Linked DNA regions of Mus musculus: region 1 is linked to region 2. The links are chromatin loops, found by intact Hi-C in ENCODE. Cell type or tissue: left cerebral cortex. All regions are shown on one strand. Links, peaks and the distances in the headings refer to the core of each region. The heading gives the core; the rest is flanking DNA. Region 1 has its middle 230 kb from the start of Lmx1a. Region 2 has its middle 8.6 kb from the start of Gm34207.

Evidence for each region. Hi-C counts contacts between places; a loop is a spot of excess contacts. Peaks named below come from ENCODE experiments on the same cell type or tissue, not always from the same donor. Only the 100,000 strongest peaks of a DNase experiment are listed, where the experiment ranks them.
Region 1: a loop joins it to region 2, with 4 times the contacts of the local background. A loop is called at or near these places in 12 of 42 quality-filtered maps.

The regions. Positions count from the first base shown.
Region 1 is chr1:167,917,278-167,925,617 of GRCm38, forward strand. No RefSeq gene overlaps it. Among named protein-coding and RNA genes, the nearest start is that of Lmx1a, 230 kb to the left of the region's middle. In left cerebral cortex, for the core only: no CTCF peak of the experiment used is centred there; a DNase peak (open chromatin) is centred at 4,031.
Region 2 is chr1:167,410,539-167,418,878 of GRCm38, forward strand. No RefSeq gene overlaps it. Among named protein-coding and RNA genes, the nearest start is that of Gm34207, 8.6 kb to the right of the region's middle. In left cerebral cortex, for the core only: a CTCF peak has its summit at 4,493; a DNase peak (open chromatin) is centred at 4,512.

The DNA of each region.
Region 1 (8,340 bases), core at 61-8,060, 510 kb after region 2:
GCAAAGAACTCAGACAACATTCTTAGGTTTTTTGTTTTGTTTTGTTTTTTTCCCCCGAGGGTTTTCTTCATGGAGGATTTTAAAATCCAAACTGGGCTTATCAACTCCAAATATTTTCTAACGGAGGTATATGACTATGTGTGAAGGTCATAATAATTAGATGGCCCTTTGCCCCAGTCGGTGAGAAATTCAGAATTCCCAATGACGCTGAAATTAGTGTTAGTTCAGACTGGTTAAATTATACAGTGAAACATCCCAACAGTTAAACATAACAAAATAAACTGCTTTTTTTTTCCTTCTTGTTCATCATATGTCTTCTCTGGAAGCTCTATCAAAGTCTCCTCTACACTACCTCTTGGGGTAGCTTAAGTGGAGGTTTCCTCGGGAGGAGATGCATGGTTTCTTAGTCAGGGTTTCTATTCCTGCACAAATATCATGACTAAGAAGCAAGTTGGGTAGGAAAGGGTTTATTCCTTTCTCCGTGATAACTCCAGCTTGTGTCAAGTTGACACACAAAACCAGCCAGTACAGTTGACCACTTGTCAACTTGACACATAAACACATCACTATTAAGCCTCAACCTTTACTTTCTTATTCATCCCTAAGATCTAAATAGCTTTAAAAGCCCTATTTACAAATTCTTACATATTAAAATTTCAATCCCTTTAAAATATCCAATCTCTTAAAATTCAAAGTCTCTTAACTATGGGCTCCACTAAATATTTTCTTCCTTCAAAAGGGAAATATATCAGGGCCCAGTCACAAAAACAAAATCAAACTCTAACAGTTCAATGTCTGGGATCCACTCATAATCTTCTGGGCTCCTTCAAAGGCTTGAATCACTTCTCCAGCTCTTGTCTTCTAGGTTCCAGCTGCCTGTACTCCACTGCTGCTGCTCTTGGTGGTCATCTCATAGTACTAGCATCTCCAAAACACTGCTGTCTTCCACTGTAACTAGGCTTCACCCATAGCCTCTCATAGGCGCTCTTCATGGTGCCAAGCCTCAACTACTTTGCATGATCCCTTCAGTCCTGGGTCATCAATTGCAACTGAGGCTGCACCTTCACTAATGACCTTCCATGGCCTCTCACAGTGCCAAGTCTCAGCTGTTCTTCATGATGCCTTCACTCCTTCAAAACCACCTGGGTGACTCTTACACATTACCAAGTACAGCTGCAGCACAAGGTACAACCTTGGCTATCTCTGGAACACACCCTCTTTGTGCTCTCAGAAAACACTTCCCAGAAGACCTCAATGATGCTGGTATCTTCTTAATCCCCTTTAATTTCTTAGTTCCAGCTAATCAGCATCAATAATCCCAGTAATGCAAAGGTTTCAATTTAATAGTTCTGGTATCTTGTTAGTCACAGCTAACCTAAACCACAAAATCTTCACAATCAAAATAGCAGCAGCCCTGATAAGAGTCTTTAATTTTCTCTCTGAAGTTTCACAAGCCAGGCCTCCATCTTCTTCACTATTCTCAACATTATCTTCTAAGCTCCTATACAACATTCCACAAAGCTCTTAACATCCCAATGGCTCTTCTAGCTCAAAGTCCTTCCATAGTCCTCCCTAAAACATGGTCAGATTGTCACAGGAAAACCCCACTCCTGGTGCCAATTTGCCTTAGTCAGGATTTCTATTCCTGCACAAACATCATGACCAAGAAGCAAGTTGGGGAGGAAAGGATTTGTTAAGCTTACACATTCACATTGCTGTTCACCACCAAAGGAAGTCAGGACTGTAACTCACACATGGCAGGAGGCAAGAGCTGATGCAGAAGCCATGGAGGGATGTTACTGGCTTGCTTCCCCTGGCTTGCTCAGCTGGCTTTCTTAAGAATCCAAAACTACCAGCCCAGGGATGGCACTACCCACAATGGGGAGGACCCTCCCACCCTTGATCACTAATTGAGAAAATGCCTTACAGGTGGATCTCATGGAGGCATTTCCTAAAAGGAGGCTCCTTTCTCTGTGATAACTCCAACTTGTGTCAAGTTGACACACAAAACCAGTCAGTACACATGGCTTTTTAGCCAATTTTCCGATTTCTTCAGACTTGGACCTTGGTAACTATGCAGCAGCTTCATCCATAACCAAGTATATTTAGCAGCGCATTCTCTTGAGATAGTTTTAGTTCAGCTGCTTGTGGGGCTTGGATAACGAAGCCAAAGTAATCATTATGTAGCAAATAGAAAAGTTATTTGAGGTCAGGTAGGTCAATTAAGCCCCGAACTATTAAATGAAATAGTAGCTTGCTTTTGTTGAGCTAGCAATGTGTTTTAAAATCAGAACGGGAGGAATGGGAACACCGATGAGTTGCTAGCATGATTGACAGGCACACATGAAAGCCAAGATTTTATGTTATCCCTGCATAACAGGGCATGGTGCATATGCCGCCATCCCAGCACCAGCAAGGTGAGGACTGCGGGGCTTTCAAGCTACATAAGGCTTTGAGTTTCAGCTGCACGAGACCCAAGAAACAAACAAAAGTAAAGCTCAAACAGAGGAAAATCCAGAAATGGAAAAAAAATTATCCATAGTTTTCATGACCTCCAAACAGCAAGTGAGACGGGGTTCAGCAGTTTTTCGTGAACTGTGTCACTTTCTTGTGGGCAGAGATAGTCACCACACCTTTCTGTCCTTTGGAAGATGTACCCTTGAAGGAAACCTTGGTTGTTTTGTTGGAATCCTCTGCTCATTGCAGAACTGAATTACTCTGCAGACGATATTAATCGACTACCTCTTAATCAGTACAAACTGGGCAACACTATTTCCTCCATAAAACTCATCAACTGATGTAGTCAGCATCACTGACAGAAAAAGCCTGGAGCTCTCCAGGCTCGCAGCACAGTTCCACCAGGTGGCCAAGGGACCAGGCCCCTCTAGGTTCCTGCTGCATTGTTCTGAAAAGTGACTGTCATCCCCAAGGTCCAGGGCAACCTCCACAGCGGCAACCATTTGTCAACAGGATGAAGATCGCAGTGCTTTTAAGAGATAGCTCAGAAGTAGCTCCTGTGTGTTTGTGTGAAATGTTTGGTGGGTGCTTGTATCGTTTCTAGTGATCCTCTAACCAATTCTTCCAGATTAACAATCAACCAGGATTCTATAAGATCTGATCAAAGAATTTCTAAGTCCTGTGGCTTTCAGTGTTGGACATGAAGAGGATGCTGCGTAGATTGAAATAGAGAATTCCTTGGGGGAGGCAATAGGAGGATATGTAGACCGTAGGGATAGCAAATTGGCATGGAGTTTACTCTTCAGCCTTGTGCACATGCCTGTCTAGTTATATAAACTGCTCTAAGAAAGACATCAGAACACACTGGCTTACATGAGGACACATCTTTCTCATGTGCTAGGGTGATGGTGTTTGTGTATGGGTACTAGTAGGGTAGCTTTGTCCTCTTAAAAGCGTTCTCTTGTGAGTAGAAATGGTTGTTTTCTCCAGGGCTTTCAAAATGGCCAAGGACACCATTTCAAAATGGCACACCCCTGATCCTCGTGATGGTCCCTGAAGTATTCTGCTCCCACTCACATTCCCTGGCCATTGTAGCTCACAAACGGCCACACTGAGTGACTGGGTTACCAGTTGAAGTGATTTCTGTGAAACCAGGGGAGAGGGGACATCGTGGGCCAGCTAGAATCTCTTGAAGTCCTTTTCACTGTTGAGTCCTGTCATCTCTGGATGACCAGGTGGAATCCAGCACCAAAGCCTGGACTGTGGGGAGCTCCTTGTTTTATGGCTGATGAGTGGGCCATAGCTTAATGAAGGCAAACAAGGCCAGGGCTCTCTGGTAACAGAGACAAGCATGCCACCACATGGGTGGATTCTACTCAAACCTCAGTCACTATGGGATGACCGTTCCCCCATCATACTGGCCTTGTGGGTGGACTTGGGTGTCCGGTGCACCTAGCATTCATTCCATATAATATTTTGCTTTTCTCTGGTTGTATAGCCACATAAGATGCTTTCTAAGAGAAAGGCTGACATTTCAAGGAAAGTAAACCTTCTCTGGAATGCTCACCATCACCAGCTCAGTTTGCATAAATGAGTGTTCTGTGGAGAAAAAGGGAGTAGTCCTGGCCCTGAGAGACAGACAGAAGATGTTCCCTCCCACACACCTTCTTGCCTTCTCCTTTTTAATTGAGATATATTTAACGTAGCACAAAGTTCATCTATTTCAAAAGTAAAGTTTTTTTTACCTTAATGTCTTTAAGATATTGAGTTGTATAACCATCTTTATAATCGATTTTAGAATATTCTGATAATCATTCCATAAAACCCACCTCATTAAAAGACTAACTCTAGTTTCCCCTACTTTTATCTTTGGAAAATACTGCTTTCTGTCTCTATAGCTTTACCTATTCTGAACATTCCATGACCTAGAATCAACCACTAGGTGAATTTGGGGCAAGATTTCCTTCATATGGCTTATTCTTTTCAAGTCTTGTCCTTGATTAGTCTGTATTAGTTCATGTATTAGCCTGTCATTCCTTCTTACAACCAAATAATATTTATTTTATAGATATGACATGCTTATCGATTTATGGGCTGGTGGGCATTCTTCCACCTGAGGTCTAAGAATGCTGCTGCTCTGAGCATCCATGTGCAAGTTCTGTGTGAATGAGTTTCCACATCTCCTGAATACATACCTAGGATTGGATCAAACTGTAATGCCCAACTTTGTGAATATCTGTCCGGTTGTTGATCAATGGGAACATACCATGTATAATCCCACCAGCCATGTACGAGGCTTCTAACATCGCCACAAGCTAGTGAACATTTATTGTCCGTTCTTTCTATTCCAGTCATTCTGACAGTATCTCATAGGTATTGACTTCCATTGTCTCAGTAGTTAGTGATGGAGACCATTTGTTAGTGTTATTGTCAACCATTTGCACTCCTTCTTTTAAAAGGTGCTCAGTTAGGTTGCTTCACCATTTTAAAATTACATTGTCTTTCTGAAATTCTTTTTTGCGTATTCTTCAAATATTATAGATACGGACCTTTCTCAGATATATGATTTAAAAAAATATTGCCTTATTTCCATGTGGTACTTCAGTTCTGCTCCTGATTCTGGAACCTGTCTTTTTTCTATCTTGATGTTATCAAAGGCCAGTCGGTTTCAGGCAAAGGTACATGTGTAAATGCATTACGAGGATGATGATTTTAGTTATAATAAACAATATAAATCACCCCAGGTGATGGACAGGTGTCCATGGCTGCTCTGAGTTCTTTTGGGTAGGGATAAGAGTTTGGCTCATTAAATCAATCAAAATAGAAAACAGTCGCCAGTTTAGGTCAGGTCTAACAAGCTTATTTTGCTTATTATTTCTTCCTAAGTTTGGCTAGCAAACTGTTTACGTCAATAGGATACGTGAAATAAAATACTGCCCCTTCCGTGGACTGACCACCCACCTCCTCTACGGGTTTAGAATGGTTGAGGATGTCAGGGACGTGTGTACAACTCTCTGGTGCAGGGTATTGCCGGGACCTAGAAGCTCCCTAACCCTAATTCCTGCCATGTTTCTGTCTTTCCCTTCCTCTATTTTACAGTTGCCCCATTGCCTGCCCTTCCTGGCTGCCCGTCCGAGTCTCCATCTTGTCTTCCTGAAAAATGAGTTGGAAGGGTAAGGGTCTCTAAGCAGGATTTAGAGTCTTAGCTAAAGCAAATGGTGGGTGGTTGTTAGCACTCGGTGAGAGTAGCTAGGCGCGTGGTTATGGTATGTTTTCCCTCTCATTCAGTGGGCAGATCCTCCCCAGTTCCAAAGGGCTTCAGTGTGCAGGATCTGTCAGTGGGGCATTCTGGCGGAGGGTTGCTAGAGCACAGGAACAGATGACAAGACCACAGGCAGTCTGTCCCCTTCTAGGGAATAAGGCAAGGATTCCTTTAACACAATGTGACAACTAATCTCTCTATAGCCTCTGACTGAGAGGTTTTAATTATGACTGTGAAGTACACACCTGATTTCTTCATACACGCAAACAGCCGGGCTTCCATGTGGCTCTTTAGCGCTATAGAGCATCAGTCAGCTCTGAGCAAGATGATCCTGGCGCCTTCTGTTCTCATCTCACTTTGCTTCTTTAATGTGGTTCTCTCTCTCCTCTCATTACCTTTGAATCCATGAGAAAAGGTGTTGATGTTATTCTTTGAACCAAGGCTGAGTTCTTCAGCTCTGCTTCCCCCTCTCAGCCGCATGGGGGAACCTGGTGGTCATAGGAAAGGAGGGGCTGTCACAGCTTTGCTGGCATTGGGATAAAGATGCCTTTGAAAGAAGGGTGTGTGTGCTGCAATGGAATGGCATTGTACAGGAATGGCGGGAGTCAAAAGCACAGGGGTGGGGCACATAGATCACTGTGGTCAGTTTTGAGCCCTCACCCCCAAAGACACCTGTGTCATTCATCGTGTGTAACTATATCAACAATGTGGCACAAAGGGACCCATTTTTAGAAGCATGAGGATATTTTGTTGTGATTATTGTGTAGTCTGTAAGTGTGTGTGTACATTTTATGTGTGCACAGATACACATGGAGGCCAGACGTTAGCCTTAGGTGTGCTTCTCACCTTGTCATTTTATTTTTCTTTGAGTTTGTTCTTTGGCTGATTTGGTTTGGTTTGGTTTGGTTTTTGTTTTGTTTTTGAAACTGGGACTCCTACTGAGACCTGAGGCTCACAGAGGAAGCTAGGCTGGCTGTTTCCCAGAGGTCCCCCAAGCCCTTCTCCTTCTTCTGGGCACAGAGATGATGGGGCATGCCCCATCCCTGGATTTTTGTTACACAGACTCTCTCAAGCTCAAGTCTTCATGGTTGTACAATAAACAGTTGTTGACTGTGTTATCTCTGCAGAACCCTAAATTATTTACTTATATTTAAATATGGGATTATACCAAAGATCCACCATTTATAAATGCTACTGCCCCAAGGCAAAACAATGTTGTTAATGATGTCAAGAAAAGTCTTAGAAAATAGAGATGCCAACCACACACAGCTTGATTGTTCATAGCAAAGCCAAGCTTTTCCACTGTGAACCATTACCCAGCGGTTTATAAATAGGGACGCCCGTTGATGTCAAGAGAAAAGGTGCACATTAAAGAGGAAGGACTATGGGATCATTATCCAGATGCTGCCATGTCCAGGGAGAGGTCAATACAGGGCAGTCCTTTGTCCTTTGTGCACTCTGCGAAACCCAGGCTTTTAAGGGGTAATTTCTGCCCAAGGTTCCCATCAGCCCACGGGCCAGAAGATGCTGGTCAGACGTTTCTGCCTCTTCCCTCTCATTCGTGCTTCTCAGCAGCGACACACCATTCCCTCTATACAGAGAGGGACTGACAGTGGACACTTAAAGCTGCCAGTTTAGTACTAACAGTTTTGACCCCAGGGAGACTTCATCACCCTCGCTCACTGCTCTAGAAAGGCAGCCTTCCTCCAGAGCACTCTAGCAAGGTTTCCTCTTCAAAATCTCTAGAATTCCTCGCATCTCACGCCAATGGGCCACCTGCCCTCCTTCTGCATGTCCGCTTCACCAAAATATCAGTGACCTTTGTGGCTACTGCACATGGCTCAGACCATGTTGCCCTAACCTGGTTTGCTCTTCCATGACTCTGGGCTGTCCAGTGTCTTGCATCTGCTTTTCCATTAAAACATGTCTTCTCTTTACTGGACATCTTAGAATTGGATTATTTTTTCCTTTACTCCGAACACATCCTATACCCTCTTATTTTTTAAATCTTTGTGTTCTATGCCATTCCTCTCAAATAGTCCATCCTCCGGGCAACCTCAACCCATCAAGATTCTGCCCATTTTTAAATATGCAGTCTGAGTACCTTATTTTGTGGGGGGAGCTTTTCTTTCAAGCCTCCTCAGCTCTTTCCTTGCCACTCTTTGGGGTTGTGTTCTAAATGTTTAGAGGAGACTTGGCAAAGACTAAGAGGAAGAGACCCTTCATTACCAACAAAGTGTAGCTTTAGCTGCAACCTAGACTCCTTGGGCCTCAGTTTCTTCTGGAACCAGTGGGATGGTTGTGTATTACATGGCTTCTAAGAGTTCTCTCCTTGACTACCCATTGATAGCTTTGGAATCGACGTATAAATCGATAAAGTCTCTAACTCATTTATGATAAGACGCACAATGCCATAGTCACCTCATGTGTCTTGCTTATCTGTACACAGGTATCTTGCACAGCAGGCACCAAGTACTTGCTGAATGAAGCATAAACGCAGCCAAATCTTATGCTGCAGTCTGATCATTTACACTTTAACTTTCAGGGGTGACATGGAAGAGAGAGAGATGCTATAGGACAGTTATTTGATTCCTATCCATGACTTCCTGATGTAAATACAC
Region 2 (8,340 bases), core at 107-8,106:
CGGTTCTCTCCCCTGAGTTTTAAAATGATATATATGTATTTCAACCAATAACAGAAATGCATCTGGAATGGACTTTGGGAATTAAGAATGTCAAGAAGCTGGCCAGTGCCATTTTGGAACATAAAACCGAAAATGATTACTGAGAAATAGTTCAGTAATGAATGATGGTTCCAAGGGTACATTCCACAGGCTTTCTGATCAATGCACCAGTGTCAATTGGAATTAGATATGCAGCTTCCCTCAGGACTCCTTGAACAGCAGTCCTTATTTGGATGTGTAAGTTGGGTGGAGGGTGCTCTTTGAGACAGATCTCTCTCTGTAGCCCAGGCTAGCCTCAAACTTGGCATCTTTCCTTTCCCACTTCTGAGTGCTGGCATGGTTAGGTAAGTCCTGATCGCTAAAATCACCCTGTCTCTCCTCTTTACTCTTTATTCTCATAGTGATTTGGGAATGTGGCTTAGAAGTTTAACTTCATTCAAGGCTGCTTTGAAATACTCAAATAGGTAATTTGTAGCTAGTGTTACTATTATTTTAGGCATTACCAAATTCTTAGTCCTCACTCATTACTTCTTGTGTTACTGAGATTTCTCTTTTTGGAAAAAAAATTTTTTTTTCGACAGATAACACTCAAAATCCTTCTGGCTTTTGATAACGTCACTGTTTCTGTCTACACTGGCACTCAGGTTAAAGCAGCTGAGCTACTGAAACTTTACACACAAATGGGAAACATTGAATAAAGTATTCTGTGTGTGTGTGCTTGTGCGTACGTGCAGACAACCTTAGTTGTCATTCCTTTGGTGCCATTCACCTTATTTTTGTGAGATTGTCTCTCACTGATTAGGCAAGTCTAGATGCCACTGAACCACCTGACCCCTTCCTTAGCGCTGTGACTACAACTGCACCATTCCCAGCCTTTTGTTTCTATGGCCCCGAGGCTGCAGTTCAGGTCCTAATGCCTGTGCAGTAAATGCTTCCTTGACTGAGCCCTCTCTGTAGCCCCATGAAAGTAGGGTTTAAAGGTTATTTATTTCTGGAGGCTGGAGAGATGGACCAGCAGTTCCAAGCATTGGCTGCTTTTCTAGAAGACCAGAGCTCAATCTCCAGAGTGCACAGTAGTTCATAAGTGCCTGCAACTGTAGTCTGGGAGTCAGGCACACTCCTCTGACCTCTATGGGCACCAGGCATTTGGTGCATATACAAATGTGAGGGCAAAACATGCATACACATGAAAAATCTCCAGTACCTATACAATGCAATATATAGGTTAAATCATATGGAATGACCAGAATGTGGGAGCTTTATTTTTGAGGGAGGGTTAAAATAACCAAATACTAGTATTTTCATATAACTTAACCAAATATGTGAATAGGGAAAATTTCACTAAAATATTTTAAAATCAACTTCCTTTTTAATATTAATGATTGCTTTCTAATGTATTGATTTTATGAGTTGAGCTTTTACATAGTAGGTTTACTTATAGCAGGGTCCGTTTAGACTTTACCAGACTTTCTGTTTTGCACATGTGTGGTATGATGTCCTGACTTGAAGCTCAGGAATTCAAGGGCAACTAGAAATCTTTCAGCACACATCTTTCACAGCATTAACCGCAATCCTCCCTGACAACTTGGAGGTTACTGACTCTGAAACGAAGCCAGTTGCCGAGAATCCAGCATGTATTCTTTCTGTGACCCTTAGAAACTGGCCTGTTTCCTATTAATGATTTTTTTTGTTGTTGTTGGAGGCATGTTATAGTCTAGTTTTTTTTTCTGGTTAATTCCCAGATCTTCTGCCATTTTTCTTGTACAACCCCGTTTTCTTTGTGGTGGGTCTTACCGAAAGACACCACGGGCAGAAAGAGAGCTTCTGGAAATTATCATGTTTCAGCAACAGAACTGTTTAAACATCTGACAGCCATTTGCAACCAAACATCTCTGGTCTCATCCATGGAAAATATCACACATAGCAGAGAAAATGGAAAGGAGCTGGCAGAAGATATCTGCTGAGTTTGCTCTGTGCAGTGTTCAAATGAGTTCCTCGGGGGACCTCAGACTACGGGTATTGGCTCTTTCTGGTTTAACGAGTTGGGAGTGCTCCTTCTTACACAGAGCGAGGAACCAGAGTCCAGTTTTGAAGATGAACTTGAGAAATCAGCTTCCCTATTCCAAAAGTCAGTGTCGTGATGGATAGGATTTAGGGACAGGGCTTAGTAGTTTCATTTCATTTGGAGCAATTTGAGATATAAACCATGTAAGTGTGGAACATATACGATTATTTTAGAAGATCATAGGGGTGAAAGGAACACCATTAGAATTCTCTCTCAGGCAGACAGGGCCCATTCCTGTTGGCACTGGAAAGTCAGGTCACCATTGTTCCAAGGCCCCTCAAAAAAAGTGATTCATAACTCCTAAGTTAGGAGCTTTGAATTTGCATTCTGTTTAGGAATCCAACAATTTTCCAAGGTTGTTATGATGAGTGAAGAAACTCCAGTTAGCCTGAGAGAGAGCCTTTGGGGATGAATTGGTTTAACCCTAGGATGTGATCAGTTTTTAACTCACAGCAGCATTTCCTCTCAGCTAAAGGCACCTGACTAGACAAGGGCAAGAGGATTCTGCAGCCTTTCTTTCTCTGGAGCACACTTCTAGTAGAATAATAAGAGCTCCATTAAGAGACTGCCATTTTTTTCTGTGTGTGGTGCATGCATGCCCTATCCACGTTTTGTGCACACATGTGCTTGCACAGCCCATTCCTCCTGTGTGTAGGCATGGTGTTGATGTTGGGAATCATTCTCCTTTAATCTTTCACTTTATTCATTGAGGAAAGGCCTCTCAATCAAACCCAGAGCTTGCAGATATGCCTATCCTTGCTGGGATTATACAGATAGGCCACCAGGTCCCCTTGGCATTGGCGTGTGTTCTGGGATCTGAACTCTGGTCTCTTTATTCTTCCACTGAAATCTCTTAACAACTGAGACATTTCTCCATCCCCTCCCTGCTACTTTCTTTAATGGAAATACTCTGTTGTTTATTGAGCTTGGTCTAGCATATAAATTACAGTATTGTTAATGGAATTTAGTAGGATGGGAACTTTAGGATAATTAGCAAACCAGTCACCCACCCACAAGAGACACAATCAGAGAAAGTCAAGCTTCATTAGTTTCCACAATGACATGAAAATCTCGGCTAATAATTATAGTTGTCTTGAGCCTCAGGTGACAGCTTTTTGCCCATCAGCTAAGTAGGAAATAAATTTCTGTTTCATGCCTGGGATCTTATACTAATTAATGTAAGAAATGCCTTTATTTACATGTGTACATCTTTGAACCACAAATGCCCAGTAGAAATATAGTGGTACCCATCCATGCAATAGAAGACTTACTCATTACAAAGTAAAAAGATGCCAGAGAAATTAATTTTAATGATATTCTTAACCTAACACATCCCAAATTAGTGTGATGTTTAGTAGTATACTGCCAATATAAAATCATTAAGGAGATAAGTTTATATTTTGGCTTCTACACAAAGACTTCTTAGAAGTCAATGTGGTTTTATAGGCAAGGTGTGTATCAATTTGGGCTGGCCACATTCCAGGCACCAATAACCACTGATAAGTCGTGGCTGTCAGATTGGGTTATACAGCCTTCAACTGTTCCCAAATCCACTACCAGGCAGAAGGTTTTAGAAGGGGAGGGGAAATAGGTCAAAGACTTCCTAAAATTAGGGGAATCTGGGGCACCAAAAATTTCAGGATAGCTGTCCTGGAATGTGGAATAGTGTCTAAAATGTAAACCTAGGGCTGGAGAAATGACTCAATAATTAGGAGCACTGACAGTTCTTCCAGAGGTCCTGAGTCCAATTCCCAGCAACCACAGGGTGACGCACAACCATCTGTAATGGGATCTGACGCCCTCTTCTGGTGAGTCTGAAGACAGCCACAGTGTACTCACATCTAGAAAATGTAAACCCAAAGCACCATTTTTAAAGCTTTACCTAAGACTCCAGCAGGAAAGTGTGATCCGAACAAGTTCAGATACTCAGAGTCCTCAAAAGTGGTAACAGCGCCGGTGGTTTGGATCTGAGACTGAGAATAGACGGGGGACAGGGTAGGGAAAGCTGAGGTCAAAGCAGCTGCGCTGCTCTCTGGGAGTAAGCTCGATGTCTCACACTGTACCTGCTGCATCGTTCGTGCTGTGTGAGAGGCGTCTTCTTTTTTCCCTTGTTCCCCCTCAGGGCAGTTTGCCCACGTGGATTCTCTTTTTGGGCTGCAAGTGATTTCTTATTTTGCATTCCCAGAACCTCATTTCTGCAGCAGCCCAAGCTCATAGGCCTGTTTTATAATCGTGTCACAAATATCAAAGGCTTATTGTTGAAGCATTAGCGATAATGGCAGTAACAATTCAGTTACAATTCCAGTAACAACTCCAAGTCCTTGGGAAATGTTCCATTAAGTCACTCTTAATTAGGGGAGAAGACCAGAGGCAATTCCAGTTGTGACCTACGGGTGGCAGCATTGTCTAAGTCACGAGCTGCTGCGTTATTTCCTCTACTTCCTGGGGTCATGTAACAAGCTCAGTCAAGAAGAGACGTTTTCATCAACAACTCTCTAAACTCCAGACTACAAGGCCAGGGACAACAATTCAAGGACGGGGCTCTGAATTGAGAATTGAGAGCTATAGCTGTACAGGGGAAGACTGGCAGGCCCAGAGTCAAAGAACCAGTTACGAAATTGTAGGGACCCTGGAAGGCCATGGCAGGAGATCTTCAGTTCAGGATGCAAGAATGGTTTTCTCTACATTTGTTAGTTTTCATCAGGTGGATCAACTTACTAATCTAGTATAATCAAGTGGTTGATAGACAATATTTGGAAAATTTGTAAAATTACCCATGAGAAAATAAAAAATTCTGCTCATACATCCCCATCTCTCCCTCTATCTATGTACATATCAGCATAGAAAACTATTTTCCTATTGTTCCAGAGACTAAACCTTAAAACCTTTTGATCTATAAGTCAAGCTATTGGCACTCGGGTGTGGGATTAGGAAGTGGTGTGTATGTGTGCTCTGTGTGTGTGTGTGTGTTTGTGTGTGTGAGTGCGCGTGTGTGCATGCATGTTCCAGCTCTGCATCCTGGTAGACATCACACATACATGCCCCACAGGCATCTTTACCTTTAAGGTCCCTTTTTTTTGTTGATAGTATTGTGATAGAAGAATATGGACAAAAATGGAATATGGCAAATGGATGGACCTGGAGGGCATCATCCTGAGTGAGGTAACCCAATCACAAAAGAACTCACATGATATGTACTCACTGATATTAGCCCAGAAACTTAGAATACACAAGATACAAGATACAATTTGCAAAACACATGAAACTCAAGAAGAACGAAGACCAAAGTGTGGACACTTTGCCCCTTCTTAGAATTGGGAACAAAACACCCATGGAAGGAATTACAGAGACAAAGTTTGGAGCTGAGACAAAAGGATGGACCATCTAGAGACTGCCGCACCCGGGGATCCATCCCATAATCAGCCTCCAAACACAGACACCATTTTATACACCAGCAAGATTTTGCTGAAAGGACCCTGATATAGCTGTCTCTTGTGAAGCTATGCCGGGGCCTGGCAAACACAGAAGTGGATGCTCACAGTCAGCTATTGGATGGATCACAGGGCCCCCAATGGAGGAGCTAGAGAAAGTACCCAAAGAGCTAAAAGGGGGTCTGCAACCCTATAGGTGGAACAACATTATGAACTAACCAGTACCCCCCGGAGCTCGTGTCTCTAGCTGCATATGTAGCAGAAGATGGCCTAGTCGGCCATCATTGGGAAGAGAGGCCCCTTGGTCTTGCAAACTTTATATGCCTCAGTACAAGGGAACACCAGGGCCAAGAAGTGGGAGTGGGTGGGTAGGGGAGTGGGGGGGGGAGTGTCTGGGGGACTTTTGGGATGGCATCTGAAATGTAAATGAAGAAAATACCTAATTAAAAAATAAATTAAAAAAAAAGAATATGGACAAAAAGAGCTACAAAGATTGCACATGAAAGAAGCCAACTGCAGAGGGAGACCGGAAGCCTTTGCTTACCCTGACGTCATCCGACAACAGAACAAGCTCTGGATAAAGCCCAGGAAATATAAAGGGGTGAGATGGGGTGGGTGGTCGGATTACTAGACGTAGTTTTTCCTTTCTAAACAAGCTATCTGTTTCTATTCCATGTCTAACTTAAAAGGCGTGGCCTTTTCCCCATCTCCCCTCCTGGTAGCTGCCAGGATTGTCACATAACCTGTATAATCTACTGTTTTCCTAAATGCTAATAAAATTGTTGTCCAGGTTTCTTTTGAATCTGTTTCTAAATTATTTTATTAACAAGTCTACGATAACAGTATTACTAGCCTTATAAACAACCAGAAGATCCACTTCAGGTAAATCTTCGATGTCATTGGTACACTGGCTCACCAGTGACCCAATCCTGTGGACACGCCAGCATCTCTACCCATTGTCTTCATGCCTTCCCTGATACCCTTATTTCTCCGTCCCTCTTTCTTTTGTTCTTTTGTCTATCTGACTGTGTTTTTGTTCTGATTTGTATCTTGTCTCTGGCTGTACTCTGCTCTAACCTGCCTCGCCCACTTAGTCCTGAGGTCTTGCCACACTGTGCGCCAGCTCACAAACCTTCGATAGCCTGGGCTGTTTAGCACATAAATCCTAGTTCTTATCGGAAGCTGAAGCTAGTCTTCCGCTAGACTGAGGCAAATGCTTTGCTCCGTGTGAGTCTTGTCAGACTCATTGCACACACCGTCATCCCACTTCAGTATTCAGTCTTTCAGATCCAAACTCTACCTGTCTCTCAAAGGTCACCTTAAGTGTCTTTTTCACCTCTGAAGCTTTTCTTACCACCAATAATTCCAAAGGTTTCCAAACTATCCTAAGTATGGTACTTTATGTGTTTCACTCATGGAGAAATGAATGCTTTCTATCTTATTATTATAAGACACATACATATTGTCTTAGCTTTAAAAGACAAGGACTGAGGGCATAGCTTAGTTGGTGAAATGCTTGACTAGCATGTATGAGCCCCTGGATGGAATACTCAGCACTACATAAAAGCAGATACGGCCTTCAGGAAGTACAGGAGAAGAGTCAGAAGTTCAAAGCTATCCTTGGGCACATAGTGAGTTTAAGGTTAGCCTGAGATATATGAGACTTTGCTGAGAGAGAGAGAGGGAGGGAGAGGGGGAGGGGGAGGGGGAGGGGGAGGGGGAGAGGGAGAGGGAGAGGGAGGGAGGGAGAGGGAGAGGGAGGGGGGAGGGAGGGAGGGAGGAAGGGAGGGAGGGAGAGAAAGAGAGAGAGAGAGAGAGAGAGAGAGAGAGAGAGAGAGAGAGAGAGAGAGAGATTAGATAAATCCCACCACCTCATGCTTTTTGGTGTTACTTGAGATTAAATTTAGGGCCTTACTCATGCTAGGCATGTATTTAATCACTGAGCTGAGCTGTATCCCTGGGTCCATGATGCATCAACTGTGGTTTTTTTTTTTTTTTTTTTTTTTGTTTTGTTTTTTTTAGAATTTCCTGTGTTTACATCATTTCCAATCCACACTCTTCCCCCATGCAGCTCTTTCTGTGCACCCCACTCCCTCTGAACTTTGTGACCTCTTCTTAATCACTACCGTTACATATATACATCCATCCATACATATGTACATGGAAATACAATCTGTGGAGGCCATTTACTGTTGCTCTTCTATGTATTTTATTAGGGCTGACCATTTGGAATTGGGTAACTTATCAGGGGGGCTATCTATACCCTGAAGAAAACTGGTTATCTCACAGCAACCATTGATTGCCTGTAGCTCTTTATCTAGGGGCAGGGAGTATCAACTGTTTTTGTTTTTCTCATTTCCTCATTACATAATATTCTATGTGAATGTTGTTCTGAATATTTTTTGGGGGGGTGTTTCGAGACAGGCTTTCTCTGTGTAGCCCTGGCTGTCCTGGAACTCACTTTGTAGACCAGGCTGGCCTCGAACTCAGAAATCCGACTGCCTCTGCCTCCTGAGTGCTGGGATTAAAGGTGTGTACCACCATGCCCGGCTGTTCTGAATTTTTTTTTTTTTGTTGTTGTTTTGGTTTGGTTTTGGTTTTTCGAGACAGGGTTTCTTTGTGTAGCCCTGGCTGTCCTGGGCTGTCCTCTGTAGATCAGGCTGGCCTCGAACTCAGAAATCCGCCTGCCTCTGCCTCCCAAGTGCTGGGATCAAAGGTGTGCGTGCGCCACCACAGCCGGCTGAATATTTTTATTTTTAAATTACATGTATATATCTGTGTCTACATGTGGGTATATGAGCATAA